Regions from separate parts of the Homo sapiens genome. Here region 2 is linked to region 1. The links are chromatin loops, found by intact Hi-C in ENCODE. Cell type or tissue: endothelial cell of umbilical vein. All regions are shown on one strand. Links, peaks and the distances in the headings refer to the core of each region. The heading gives the core; the rest is flanking DNA.

Region 1 (4,498 bases), core at 1,992-4,491:
GGGCCCCCAGCCTCAGTACTGATGCTTTATACTTTGTGTAGTTTTAAGAAGAATTGTGTCTTTCAAGGGAGTAAGAGAAGGATGTTTCTGTGGTTAGGGCAGTACATGTCTGTGAGCTACATGCAAAGGGTCCTGCTGCTGCTGTGCCCAGGGTAGACCCCTCCTTTCCACAGGGATGCTTCTGTTTGCGGGGACGGTCGGTGCAGCTGCAAGGCTGGAGGCGGCCGGCAGGTGCCCGGTGCTGGCTGCAGATGCGGCGCTAACCTTCTCTCCCCACTTGAAGGCATGCGGCTACCAAGGGCATCCTTGTGGCTATGGTCTGTACTTTCTTCGACGCTTTCAACGTCCCGGTGTTCTGGCCGATTCTGGTGATGTACTTCATCATGCTCTTCTGTATCACGATGAAGAGGCAAATCAAGGTAAAGCAGAGGCGCTGCCGCCACGCCGGCCGCAATCGCTGTTCTGTTACCCGCAGCATTGGGGGAGCTGTGCTGGGCTGTGGTGGGTGGTGGCAGAGTCTGCCTGGTGTGAATGTGGAGCTAAGTGGCACCGTCTTGTGTGTGACGAGGACACTGCTCCGTTCCCAGCACGGCCGGCTAACTAAACGGGGAGCGCAGCTGTGGGAGCGGGCGGGCTCTTGGTGGAAACTTTGTGGAAGCCGGGTGGGAGAGCCCCGGCGAGTGCAGTGTCCCGGTGGCTCCTCTTAGGGTGCCCAGTGCCCCGCGCCAGCCTGCCCGAGGAGGAGGGTGTTAGGGGGAAGTTAGCCGAGACTGCGGACTGTGCCCTTGACGGTGTGGCCTTCGTGCTGCGGGCCTCACTCTGTGCCCGGGGTGTTGGCTGCAGAGAGGGCCCTGGGCCACCTCACATCCCCCTTGCCCTTCCTCCACGGGAGGCTCACGAAGCACTGGGATTGATGGGGTTTCAAACCTAGGCCTCGTGGGCTGTGGAAGGTCTTGCTGTGTTGATGTGGGCGCAGGAAGCCACTGGGGCTCCGATTCCACTTGTCTGATGTATAGAAAAGATGGGGGACCTTTGGCCGCTCAGATTTGGGGACAGTGTGACTGACTGGAGAGCGGTTGTGCAGTAACTGAGTCTGTGTTTCTCTCCCCAGCACATGATTAAGTACCGGTACATCCCGTTCACACATGGGAAGAGAAGGTACAGAGGCAAGGAGGATGCCGGCAAGGCCTTCGCCAGCTAGAAGCGGGACTGAGGCTGCCTCACGTGTTGCAAGAACAGTTTTGAGCCATTGTTAACAATGCCTTTTTTCTTCACATAAAGTAGTTGATTACGAGGGAGTCAAATTTTCTTTTTAAAAAGGAGCTTCAATGATTTGTAACTGAAATATCAGGTTCTAGAAGAAACTGGCGCTTAAACCAAATCGCATGGATTTCTTTTTCAGTGACGTTCAAGTGTTTCTCACGGATGGAATTCTAGTCAGCTGCAGGCGGGAAGCCAGGCGGGTGGAGCCCATGGGAGCAAGGGCGAGTGGCCGGTCCCCGCTGTGCCAGGTGGGCAGGCAGGAGCAAGGCCTGCGAGGGAGGAACGGGCCGCTCCCCGCCAGCCGCCTTCCCCAGCAGCCGCAGGTGGTGCCAGCCACTCCACAGAGCCCGAGGGATGATCTAGCCTGATTCCTGCGTGTCCGAAAGAACTTAACGTTTTAAAGGTGATTGTCAAGTAACTGTGTGGGGTTCTAATGCCAGTTTCCTAATTCCATCTCACTGGAGATGTTTAAAGTTGGCCTCTATCCTAATGACTCAAAACTTGGTTCTTAACTACCATGATTGCTTTTGAGGGCCCGGAATTATAAATATATATTATATTTTAATTGTTTGAGATTATTTTGACACATTTCTTTGATACGTAGAGTGTTTTGTTTTTAATTTAAATCTGTCCTCATGCAACCCTCCATGAGGGGCAGCGAAGCTGGCAGGGAGCAGACTGGCTTTGTAGGTTCAGCACTCGGCCCCCCACTGCGGGAGAGGCGGAACCCACTTGCATGTCAGCGTTTTTGATTCGAGAAAAGAAATACTCTCAACGTTTTACCAAGTGATTTTACCTCCACCTTTACTAAAGTCTTTACCTAAAACATGGCAGTCGCTGGACACAGGAAAGCCCACCTTTTGTTTGGCCTTTTCGAAAGGTGACCCATATTGCACAGCAGAACATCACAGCTGTGGTCCCAGATGAGACACTGACATGCGAGTGAAGGCCTCTCCTCCTGGGCCCCGGGCTGCGCAGGCTCCTCACTCTGGGCGGTGTTTCCTGTCTCAGAATTGACACGGTGAATGCTTAGTGTCTGGATTTTCTTGTACCAGTGTTTACATATCTGACATCGAGCTCCTCTAAGAGGCCACGTTCAAGCTTGTGTGTCCCTGACCCAAGATAGCCAGTGCTGCTCCCAGGTGGTACTTCTGGTACCGTGTTGAGACACTTGGGATTCTCAGACTGTGGACAGGAGTGTTTGTCATTTTTCATACTGTTTTCTTAATAAGCGCTCAGGCCTAAGGTGTGACAGGAAGTCGCACGCGCTTGGCCAGAGCACAGTGAAGCAAAGGACTGGGTGCTGATGGATGGAGCCACGGCGGCATCTGCCCACCCGGCCGCAGCCCCCAGTGCCTCTCCTGGTGGTCCTCCCAGTCTAGAGGGTCACGGCCCCCCCGCCCTCCTCCGTCTCTGGCAAGCTGACCTTGACTAACCCAGGAATACAGGGTCATCCTCATTCCTAAGTAAGTCAAACAGCAAGACATGGTTTGCGCGGGTCTTTGCCGGAAGCCGGTCCTGCTGGCCAGGTGTTTTACGTCAGCAGGGAAATGTGGCACACGCCCTCGAGGCATTTTAACACTGCGCTTCAGGAAATCTCAAGTTCCATCTTGTGTTAGTAACGTACCCACATTTTGCTGGAGTTAGTTTATTAAAGATGCCTACGGTGAACTCTCTGGCGCAGGTTAAATGCAGTTTTGAAAACCTGGAAACATCAAATGGAGGCGGGAAATAGGCTGGGGCCGAGCTGAGGGGCTGAACACAGCAGTGACCGTGGGTCAGCAGGTCGCCTGCCCAGCAGGCCCCCCAGGAGAGGGCTCGGGCGCCCCTGGCAGCCCCCATACCCCCAGGACCTGGCTCGTGAGTGCGTCTGGGTCAGGAAGAGACCTCTCTGTGCGTCTCAGGCTGAGATGCAGATTTCTGTTTTCTAAAACTGGAAGCGACCTTGACGTGTATTGAAGGTGTGTGTGCCAAATGCTTCCGACGGAGGTGCTGGCCTTGGTTGGTTTCTCTCTGCCCCGTGTGGTCATCAAGTCCTGGGGGATGTGCTCTGCCCAGCCGCCCTCGGGGAGAGCAGCGCCGCCTCCCATGGGGCCGTGGGGCTGCTGTTCTCACTGCACTGGCTGAAGCAACCCGCCAGCCTCCGTGCCCCACCCCACCCAGCACGCACTCATTCAGTCCATTGCCTTAACACAAGCCTGATGGGGCTGTTTTCTCACAATATAAACGAATAAAGTGTCTTCTGGCCTACTTCTGAATTACTTCTCAACTGTATGGTTTGGGGAAGGGAGGGAAACCTAAAATCCCGTCCAAATAAGTGAAATTCCTGAAGAAGTGGCTGAGTCCTACCAGGTTGGGGTTAGGGAAATGTTCTGGGTTCAGGCGCCCCTCCCAGGGCTGAGAAAGCGCAGCCAGGGACAGCTTTCTGTTCTCTCCCAGGGTGGCTAGGTTAGTATCTTACATGACAAAAAACTGAGAGTGTTCTAACTTCTGTGCAAGCAAGGTTAATCCTGAGACTAAATCTTGGCGTTCAGACTCCCGTAGAGGTCATCTGTGTCCAGGCCCACCCGGGCGCCGGCTCAGCGGTAGTGCCGAAGGTAGATGAGCTTCTGGGGAGGGAACTTCTCCCGGCAGAGGGGACACTCCGCCTGCGGAGAGGAGAAAGGGGGTCACAGCAGCTGGGGCCACTGGGCCATGCCCATCCCCATCGGCATTTCTTTTCCTGTCCACATTCTCTGCACATGACACACAACATAAATGTTGTATTTCCTTCAACTAATGACCAAGAAAGCCAGCCTTTTTTCAGAAGGCCGAGTCCCAGTGGGGGCTGGGGCGGGGCTGGGGGCGTAGGGCTCAGGGTGTGGGGCTCGGCCGGGAGGTTCCCTCCTGCTCCCGCAGCTGACACAGCCCACGAAGCCCAGCTCCTGGGAAAGCGTGCGCTCTCACCCTGCCGGCATCTTCGGTGGGTGTGAGTCAGTGTGCTAGGGTTTTCAAGTGTGGTGAGGACCCCGGGAGGAAGGGTGTGCTGGGATGCGTGGTGCAAGCGTGGGGCCTTTCAGGGCTGGCCACTACCCCAACCTGCATTCGGCAAAGCCTCAATACACGTGAATTTGGAACTTTAACCCCCTCAACGAACCCACATCTGACCTACCTGGGAGCCTTTAAAAAGATGCCCACCTCTGTACCCTCAAAACTGGAGGGTGCTCAGAGCCAGACTCCCCACTTCTGCTGCAGC
Region 2 (8,866 bases), core at 3,262-5,761, 1.2 Mb after region 1:
CCTCCTTGCCCTGCATTCCCAGGATGAGACAGAAGGGCCTGCCGTGTTGATTCTCATGACAGCTTATCAGGAGCTTGTCTAAACGACGGCACAGCCAGTACCTCCCCACTACTCTCATCTTTCCCCTGAAAATTACACTGATAATTCCCATCCGTCATTCTTCCAAATGAATTTTGGAGTCACTTTGCCCAGTCCCTTCAAAGTTGCATTGGACTTCTCATTGCAATTGCCTTAAATGTATGCATGGAGAAAAAAGGACATTTTCAGAGTCGTCAAACTTTGGGAAGGGCAGGGACCGCAGCAGGGGGTGCACTTTCTGACCCCCCAAGGAGGCAAAGGAGAGAAAGGGCGGCTGCAGAGATTGTTGCAGGGCACTGCCCCCTGGTGCAGAGCGCAGGTATTAGAACCCGCTGGTCCCATGGCTGGACCCACTGGCCTCCCTCTGGTCCTCTTTCCAAGTGGGGGCTTCCCATGGCTTCAGAGACCTGTTGGGTTACAGCTGCAGCTCAGGCCTCAGCTCCCAGACCAAGTTCCATCCTAAACACCTTTCAGGAAATCATAGCCAAACATCCCAATTCCACTGTTAGGTATGCCAACTCCACTTAGGAAGTACAGACCCGGTGAGTCATCACATCCCTGCGTGTTCTTGGGAAGGCACCAGGTGGGAAGCAGGCCGAATGGAGGTCTATATTAGACCCCAAATGTAGATGCCCGCACCCGGGCCTGCAAGAGGGCCCTGAGCCACAGCACCTGGCATGGAAGCCCGCGTGTGGGACCCACCCACCTGGTCCCAGCCTCTCCACCCCCCACCCTATCCAGTGGGCTCAGCTCTCCTGCTTCTCCCCTCTTTATCCCACCTGGCCTCGACTGCTTCAGGCCTGGTGGGGCACCCAGGCCACCACTCCTGGGTTACACGCAGAACTGGGCTTGGCTCAGAGCCTCTCCCCAGTAGACATAAGGAGTGGACAGGCTTCCATTTCTTCCATTTTTAAATCTGGCAAACAATTCCTCTAGCTTGCCTGAAAAGCATTACTAAAAGACACTACCTTTCCATGTTTTTGTCTCATTCTCTGCTGGAAATAATAAAAACAGCCTTTGGATGGAGGAGAAATAACGTAGGGAGAAAGAAGAATCAAACTACCAGCTCAGTGGATAACTCAAGGTGCTAATTTCCAAAGCAAACTGCTCCCCATGTCCGGTCCGCGGGCTGGCGGTTGCACGCTCCTTCCCTGCAGCCTGACTTTAATCCTTCCAGAGCTGAGAGTCCCACAGAGAGATGCAAAACATCCCTGAAAGCTCCCCGAACGAACATTTCTGTCAATCCAAGAAAATAATCCAGCATCTTTTCTGAATTTTCACAGACATTTCTCCTGATAGGAGAGTGAGCAAAGTCATTGATGCTAAAGGTGTTTTCTGACCCTCAGATGCAAGGTGCCCGCAGCAGTCCTCACGTCAACACCAACGACTGCCCCGTACCGCCCCGGTCTGTTCCTCACATCAACACCAACGACCACCCCGGACCGCCCCAGTCTGTGCCAGCACCCCCAGTGTGAGATGACCACAAAATCCAGCAACACCCAGCACGTGCAGGTGATGGCCAGAGACGGGGGTGAGAGAGGGGGTGGGAGGCCGGGGGTGAGAGACGGGGTGGGAGTCTCTCCAGATAGCAAAGGATCGCACCAGAAACCCTGCACCAAATACGTAACTGAGTCTATGGCCAGCCTTTGGGTAGCCGACTCTGAATTCATTTCTAAGCCTCTGAATTTGCCCCAAAAGAGAAAGTAAAGTGAAAAGATCAATCTGTGGCATACCTAAGGTGGGCTGTGTGATGTGGCCCCAAGCGTGGCGGGGGAGAACGGGAATCCCGGAGCAGATGGCCCGGTCAGAACCCCAGTGTCCCAACTGCCGCCTGGCTGGGATGTCTTCCTTCCTGGTTCTGTGCCTGTGTCCTCCTGAATGACAATGGAGACAGCAGAGGGGCAACCTCCGGTTCCAGTTCCTGCTCAGCGTTTGAACCATGGTACCAGCAAGCACAGCTATTGTTCTGAGGACCAGACAGTGGCCAGACACACAGGCCTGGGCTGCGGCGTGCAGGCTTCCCCCTCTACACCCTGCTCCCGCCATCCCTCCCTCCAACCCTCCAACCCCGGACACACAGGCCTGGGCTGTGCCATGCAGGCCCCCACAACTGCCCGCCCTCCCACCCCCGGCTCCTGCCATCCCTCCCTCCAACCTCGGGGGCAGCATCAGGATGAAGCTAGGTCTGGAAATATGAAGGTGTTTCAGACCAGGTGCTGACACTCAGATGGAAAACTGTACCTACTCCCGCCACCATGCTAGCAGCTCAGGACACAGCCTACTGGGTTGAAGAGTGGCCTCCAAAGACGTTGGCCCACATCCTCCCCTGCCACCCGTGAATGTGACCTTATTTGAAAAAAGGGTGTCTGCCCCATGTTCTCACTTATGAGTGGGAGCTGAATGATGAGAACACATGGACACATGTGGGGAACAGCACTCGCTGGGGCCTGTGGAGGGGTGGTGGGGAGGGAGAGCATCAGGAAGAAGAGCTAATGGATGCTGGGCTGAATAACCAGGTGACGGCTGACCTGCACAGCAAACCACCACGGCACACATTTACCTGTGTCACAAACCTGCACATCCTGCACATGGACCCCTGAACTTAAAACAAAATTTGAAGAAAAAATAAATTAAACTGGGAAAGAAAAAAAGGTGTTTGCAGATATAATCAAGTAAAGGATCTCCGGATGAGAGCATCCTGGATTTTCCCGGCAGGCTGTAAATCCTCGGACAGGCGTCCTTGTAAGAGAAAGCAGAGGGAGATTTGAGACAGAGCCACAGGGAGAGCGCAGCGTGGAGACCGAGGCGATGTGTCCATGAGCCAAGGGGAACCGGGGGTTGCTGGAGCTGCCAGAAGCTGGGAGAGAGACAGGCTGGCCCGGTCCTCGGTCACTTGTTACAGCACTGCAGGAAACTCCTGAGTGAGGCACCCAAGGCCCTGTCCCTGGGGAGCCCCCGGCCCAGAGAGGAGCGGGGCCTCCACAGCGGGTGCTGCCCTGCCCTGCCCTGGGGCAGCGACACCCTGCAGGCCCCTGGCCCCAGCCACCTTAGCAGCACCTACACACAGGAATAGACAGAGGCTCCCCCATCACCCCGGCGCCATCCCCAGCAAGGCCAAGCCTGGGAGGCAGGGCGCCCTGCTGTCCAGCAGGCTTTGTGCAGTGCAGCCCTTGCATTTCTCAAGGTCAGAGCGGTGTGGGCCGCACCCTGCCTGCCACGCTGACCAGAACCAGAACCGACACACAGTCCCCAGCAACATTCTGTTTAAGACCTTCTGGCCCCCAAGTTAACCTGAAGTCTCCCAGCCTCCTCCTGGGTCCCACTCACCCAAAGGAAGCCCACCCCTCGAGACCAGGCCTTCCCACTGGATCCACGGCCGAGAGACCACCTGGGGACCCTGGGCCCCACACGGCGAGGGGCAGGTGGGAAGCAGCGCAAAACCATCCTCCTGCTGGGGTGCAGAGGTGGAGGAAATTACCATCAACGCGACTCAGCCTTTGAGAACTGCACGAGAATGACACCCCTGCTACTTCCCCGCAGCCTGCTCTTGATCCTCAAACCCATCCGAAAGGCCCCTTCCCCGCCGGCAGGGAGAGGCATTTATTTGTGGAAGTTGCTTCTGCTTCTGTCATGACTTGCCAAAGAGTAAGGGCTGTGTCTGCAAGACACCACCTGAGCGCTCACGACTGCCCCAAGCACTGCCAGCCCTCGTACACAGCCCTGGGACCCGCCAAGCCCCAGCCCTGGCTCCATGGAGAAGGGAGAGGCTGAGAAACATTCCTCAGCCCAAAGTGCATCCCCCAAAGCACAGCTGTCTCTGGAAGCCCAGGACCCTGCCTGAGGGAAGAGCCTCCAGGCTGCACACTGACCTCCAACCTGGGGGAGCTGGTGCCGGCACCTAGAGGACACAAACCCTTGGGCTGCCCTTTGGCACGTGGCCCCCTGACTCCCACATCCATCGGAGAACAAGGGCACAGGCAGGACCCACTGATTTTGTAAAATGCAAAACCATAACATGTGGAAATTAAGATAAAAACCCACACTTCCCAGCGGAGATTTCCAGTGGCAGGAAGATAAATAATGACTTCATGTAGGGCCTGAATACACACACCCAGCGTGAAGCTGCGCCCTCTAATTGGAAGACCTCGCATGGGTGATGCTGCCACCTGCTGACAGAAATGGAAATAGCTCCTTCAAAGCCCCAAGAAATACACAAACTCAGGGGCTCCCCTCCCGGGACCTCACAGCCACACCCCAATCACGAACCATCTTCCCTGCCCCACGACCAGTGTGTGTGGAGAGAGCAGCCATCCGGCTGGACGTTCCATCATGCACGTGTGACACATCATTACATGTGTCCCCCAGAAAGGCACAGTCCAGTCTTAACCCCAGTGCGTGTGATATGACTGGTATGGTTTGGCTGTATGCCCCCACCCAAATGTCATCTCCAATTGTAATCCCCCACGTGTCGAGAGAGGGGCCTGGTGGGAAGAGATTGCATCATGGGGGCAGATTTCTCCCTTGCTGTTCTCGTGATAGTCAGTTCTCAGGAGATCTGATGGTTTAAATGTGTGGCACTTCCCGCCCCCGTCACCCCTGCCGCCATGCTTCCCCTTCATCTTCCGCCATGACTGTAAGTTTCCTGAGGCCTCCCCAGCCGGGTGTAATGGTGAGTCAATTGAACCTCTTTCCTTTATAAATTACCCAGGCTCAGGTAGTTCTTTATAGGAGTGTGAACGTGGACTAATACAGAAAATTGGTAGCAGGATAGTGGGCACTGATATTAAGATACCTGAAAATGTGGAGGTGATTTTGGAACTGGGTAATGGGCAGAGGTTGGAACAGTTTGGAGGGCTCAGAAGACAGGAAGCTGTGGGAAAGTTTGGAACTTCCTAGAGACTTGTTGAATGGTTCTGACCGAAATGCTGATAGTGATACGGACAATGTCCAGGCTGATGTGGTCTCAGACGAAAATGAGGAACTTACTGGGAACTGGAGCAAAGCTATATTTTAGTAAAGAGACTAGGAGCATTTTGTCCCTGCCCTAGAGATCCGTGGAACTTTGAATTTGAGAGAGATGATTTAGGGTATCTGGCAGAAGAAATTTCTAAGCGGCAAAGCATTTGAGATGTGAGCTGGCTTTTTCTGAAAGTGTACAGTCATGTGCGTTCACAAGGAGATGATCTGAAATTGGAACTTATGTTTAAAAGCAAAGCAGGACATAAAAGTTTGGAAAATTTGCAGCCTGACTATGTGGTAGAAAACCCATTGTCTGGGGGAGAAATTCAAGCCATCAGCTGTAGAAATGTCTCCAAGACATTTCAGAGAGCTTCACGGCAGACCCTCCCATCACAGGCCCAGAGGCCTTGGGGGCAAAATCAGCTCCAGTCAGGGCCAAAAGGGGTCAAGGGACAGCCCAGGCGGAGCCCGTAGGTGTGCAGAAGACAAGAGGTGAACTTCGGGAGACTCTGCCTAGATTTCAGAGGATGTATGGAAACACCTAGAAGTCCAGGCTGAAGTCTGCTGCAGGGGCAGAGCCCTCATGGAGAACCTCTGCTAGGGCAATGCAGAGGGGAAATGTGGGGTGGGAGCCTCCACACACGGAGTCCCCACTGGGGCACTTGTAGGGACCAGCCCTACAGGGTCAGTGGGTCTTTCTCCCCATGTGCAGAGATGAGAGATCGTAGAAATAAAGACACAAGAGAAAGAGATAGAAGAAAAGACAGCTGGGCCCTGGGGGACCACTATTACCAAGGCGCGGAGACCGGTAGCAGCCCCGAATGCCTGGCTGCGCTGTTATTTATTGGGTACAAGACAAGGGGGCAGGGTAAGGAGTGTGACTCATCTCCAATGATAGGTAAGGTCACGTGGTTCACATGTCCACTGGACAGGGGGCCCTTCCCCGTTTGGCAGCTGAGGCGGAGAGAGAGAGGAGAGACAGCTTACGCCATTATTTCCGCATATCAGAGACTTCTGGTACTTCCACTAATTTTGCACCTGCTATCTAAAAGGCAGAGCCAGGTGTACAGGATGGAACATGAAAGCGGACCAGGAGCATGACCACTGAAGCACAGCATCACAGGGAGACAGGCCTCCAGATAACTGTGGGCAAGCCTGACTAATGTCAGGCCCTCCACAAGAGGTGGAGGAGTAGAGTCTTCTCTAAACTCCCCTGGGGAAAGGGAGACTCCTTTTCCTGGTCTGCTCAGTAGTGGGTGCTTTTCCCTTGGCACTGACGCTGCCACTAGACCACGGTCCGCTTGGTAACAGGCGTCTTCCCAGACGCTGGTGTTACCGCTAGACCAAGGAGCCCTCTGGTGGCCCTGTCCGGGCATAACAGAAGGCTCGCACTTGTCTTCTGGTCACTTCTCACCATGTCCCCTCAGCTCCCATCTCTGTACGGCCTGGTTTTTTCTAGGTTATGATTGTAGAGCGAGGATTATTATAATATTGGAATAAAGAGCAATTACTACAAATTAATGATTAATGATATTTACATATAATCATATCTATGATCTAGATCTAGTATAACTCTTGTTATTTTATATATCTTATTACACCGGAACAGCTCGTGCCCTCGGTCTCTTGCCTCAGCACCGGGGTGGCTTGCTGCCCACAGGCACTGACTAGTGGAGCTACGAGAAGGGGGACACTGTCCTCCAGACCCCAGAATGGTAGATCTACCAGCAGCTTGCACCCTGCACCTGGAAAAGCCGTAGGCACTCAGGGGCAGAGCTTCCCAAGGCCTTGGAAGCCCACCCCTTGCATCAGTGTGGCCCTGGATGTGAGACATGCAGTCAAAGGAGATTATTTTGGAGCTGTAAGATATAATGACTAACCCACTAGATTTTGGACTTGCATGGGGCTTTTAGCCCCTTTGTTTTGGCCAAATTCTCCCTTTTGGAATGGGACCATTTACCGAGTGCCAGTACCTCCATTATACCTTGGAAGTAACTAACTTGTTTTTGATTTTACAGGTTCATAGGCAGAAGGGACTTTGTCTCAGATGAGACTTTGGACTGTGGACTTTTGAGTTAATGCTGAAATAAGACTTTGGGGGACTGTTGGGAGGGCATGATTGGTTTTGAAATGTAAAAAGGACATGAGATTTAGGAGGGGCCGGGGTAGAATGATATGGTTTAGCTGTGTCCCCACCCAAATCTCATCTCGAATTGTAATCCCCACATGTCGAGGGAGGGACCTGGTGGGAGGTGATTGGAGCATGGGGGCGATTTCCCCCGTGCTGTTCTTGTCATAGTTCTCACAAGATCTGATGGTTTAAGTGTGGCACATCCCACTACCCCCGCCGCCATGTAAGACGTGCCTTGCTTCCCCTTTGCCTTCCGCCATGATTGTAAGTTTCCTAAGGTCTCCCCAGTCATGTGTAACTGTGAGTCAATGAAACCTCTTTTCTTTATAAATTACCCAGCTTCAGGTAAGTTCTTCATATTAATAGCAGTGGGAAAACAAACAAACACAGTGACCTTATTTGATCAAACATGATGATGATCGACTAAAGATGAGGTCACTAGGGTGGTCCCTAATCCAACAGGGATGTTGCAGAAGAGACCCACCTGGAGAAGGTCGTGTGAAGATGGAGGCAGGGATGGGAGCAGTGCATGAGCAAGCCCAGGACACCAAGCAGGCCTGGCAGAGCAAGACATGCGTCAACCCTCAGGGCTGCAGAGGGAGCATGGCCCTGCACACTCCTTGATTTTGCACTTCTGGCCTCCAGGGCTATGAGGAAACACGTTTCTGTTGTTTTTAAAACAGTTGTTGTTTTTAAAACCAGTTTGTGATGCATTGTGACAGAAGCCCCAGGAAACTCATCCATACTGAGTGAAATTTGTTTATTGTCTAAAATACAGTCCCTCCATCATCTATCCCTCCTATCATTTCTGGAATTTATAGACATCCAAGTCACTCCCCATATCCACAGAAGGCTCAGGCACCTGGTTCAGAATCCTCATTGTCCTGCCAGCTCCCACCAGCAGTCTGCAGCCTCGGCCCCAGCCAGTGTCACTTCATCCCATTCCCTGGACATCTGGTTCCAGGACCACAGCTCCATCCTTGGCGTGGTCCAGAACTTGCTCCTACCTCTCTCCCCCATTCTCCCTCTTTCTCCCCCCCATTCTCTCTCCCTCTCTTTCTCATTCTCCCTTCTCCTCCCTCTTTCTCCCTCCCTCTCTCTGGAATCTCTGGTTCCAGTTGCCCATCACTGACTACAGCTTGCAGCTGTCCAGGTATTTCTCATCTACATCCACTCAGCTCCCTCCCGGCCTCTGTTCTTCCTCCCTCAGGGGTATTCTCCCACTCACCAGCACCTGTTGGATCCGCGGCCATTTCTAACCGGACTGGATACTTGGACCTCAAGGTCCCCGCTGGTAAGATAGCTGGGAGACACTCGTCTGTAGGTCCCTCTGGCAGGTCTTGCTGGGCGTGCCAAGAACACATTGCCCTGACCACTCTTTTCTGGGCCATTTCTCACGCCTGTGCTTGCAGTGGGCACCCTTGCCGGGGAGACAGCCTCCCTGTGGGACAAAGACCACATTGGTCCACAGGATCCAGGGTCCTGTTTTGTAGTGCACCCGCTGTGGTGCAACATGCGTCTGGGCACACCAGCGTCGCCCGTTTCCTGTTGTAGTCTTTCCTCTCTGACTCCAGGGGTATTGGGTCTTTCTGCCAGCGCCCATGCAACTTTGGCAGCCTGGCCTGTCTGCTGGCAAGTGGGGCAGAATCCCTGCACTCCACCATTCTTGGGCAACACTCCCTCTAGGATTTTGGCCTC

The links. Hi-C counts contacts between places; a loop is a spot of excess contacts. Peaks named below come from ENCODE experiments on the same cell type or tissue, not always from the same donor. Only the 100,000 strongest peaks of a DNase experiment are listed, where the experiment ranks them.
Region 2: it touches region 1 in a loop (3-fold over the local background); 4 of 110 quality-filtered maps call a loop at or near these places.

What each region holds. Positions count from the first base shown.
Region 1 is chr1:2,401,924-2,406,421 of GRCh38, forward strand. It overlaps RER1 (retention in endoplasmic reticulum sorting receptor 1), which reads left to right. Exons shown (of 7, transcript NM_007033.5): 6 at 284-419; 7 at 1,112-3,513. The coding sequence ends at 1,201. PEX10 (peroxisomal biogenesis factor 10) reads right to left here. Exons shown (of 6, transcript NM_002617.4): 6 at 2,051-3,911. The coding sequence ends at 3,843. Among named protein-coding and RNA genes, the nearest start is that of PEX10, 8.4 kb to the right of the region's middle. In endothelial cell of umbilical vein, for the core only: no CTCF peak of the experiment used is centred there; no DNase peak of the experiment used is centred there; H3K27ac peaks cover 678 bases.
Region 2 is chr1:3,614,948-3,623,813 of GRCh38, forward strand. It overlaps a transcript of MEGF6 not described here. Among named protein-coding and RNA genes, the nearest start is that of TPRG1L, 5.6 kb to the right of the region's middle. RefSeq lists enhancers at 3,559-4,467, 4,404-4,453. In endothelial cell of umbilical vein, for the core only: a CTCF peak has its summit at 4,247 (motif pointing left); a DNase peak (open chromatin) is centred at 4,194; H3K27ac peaks cover 271 bases.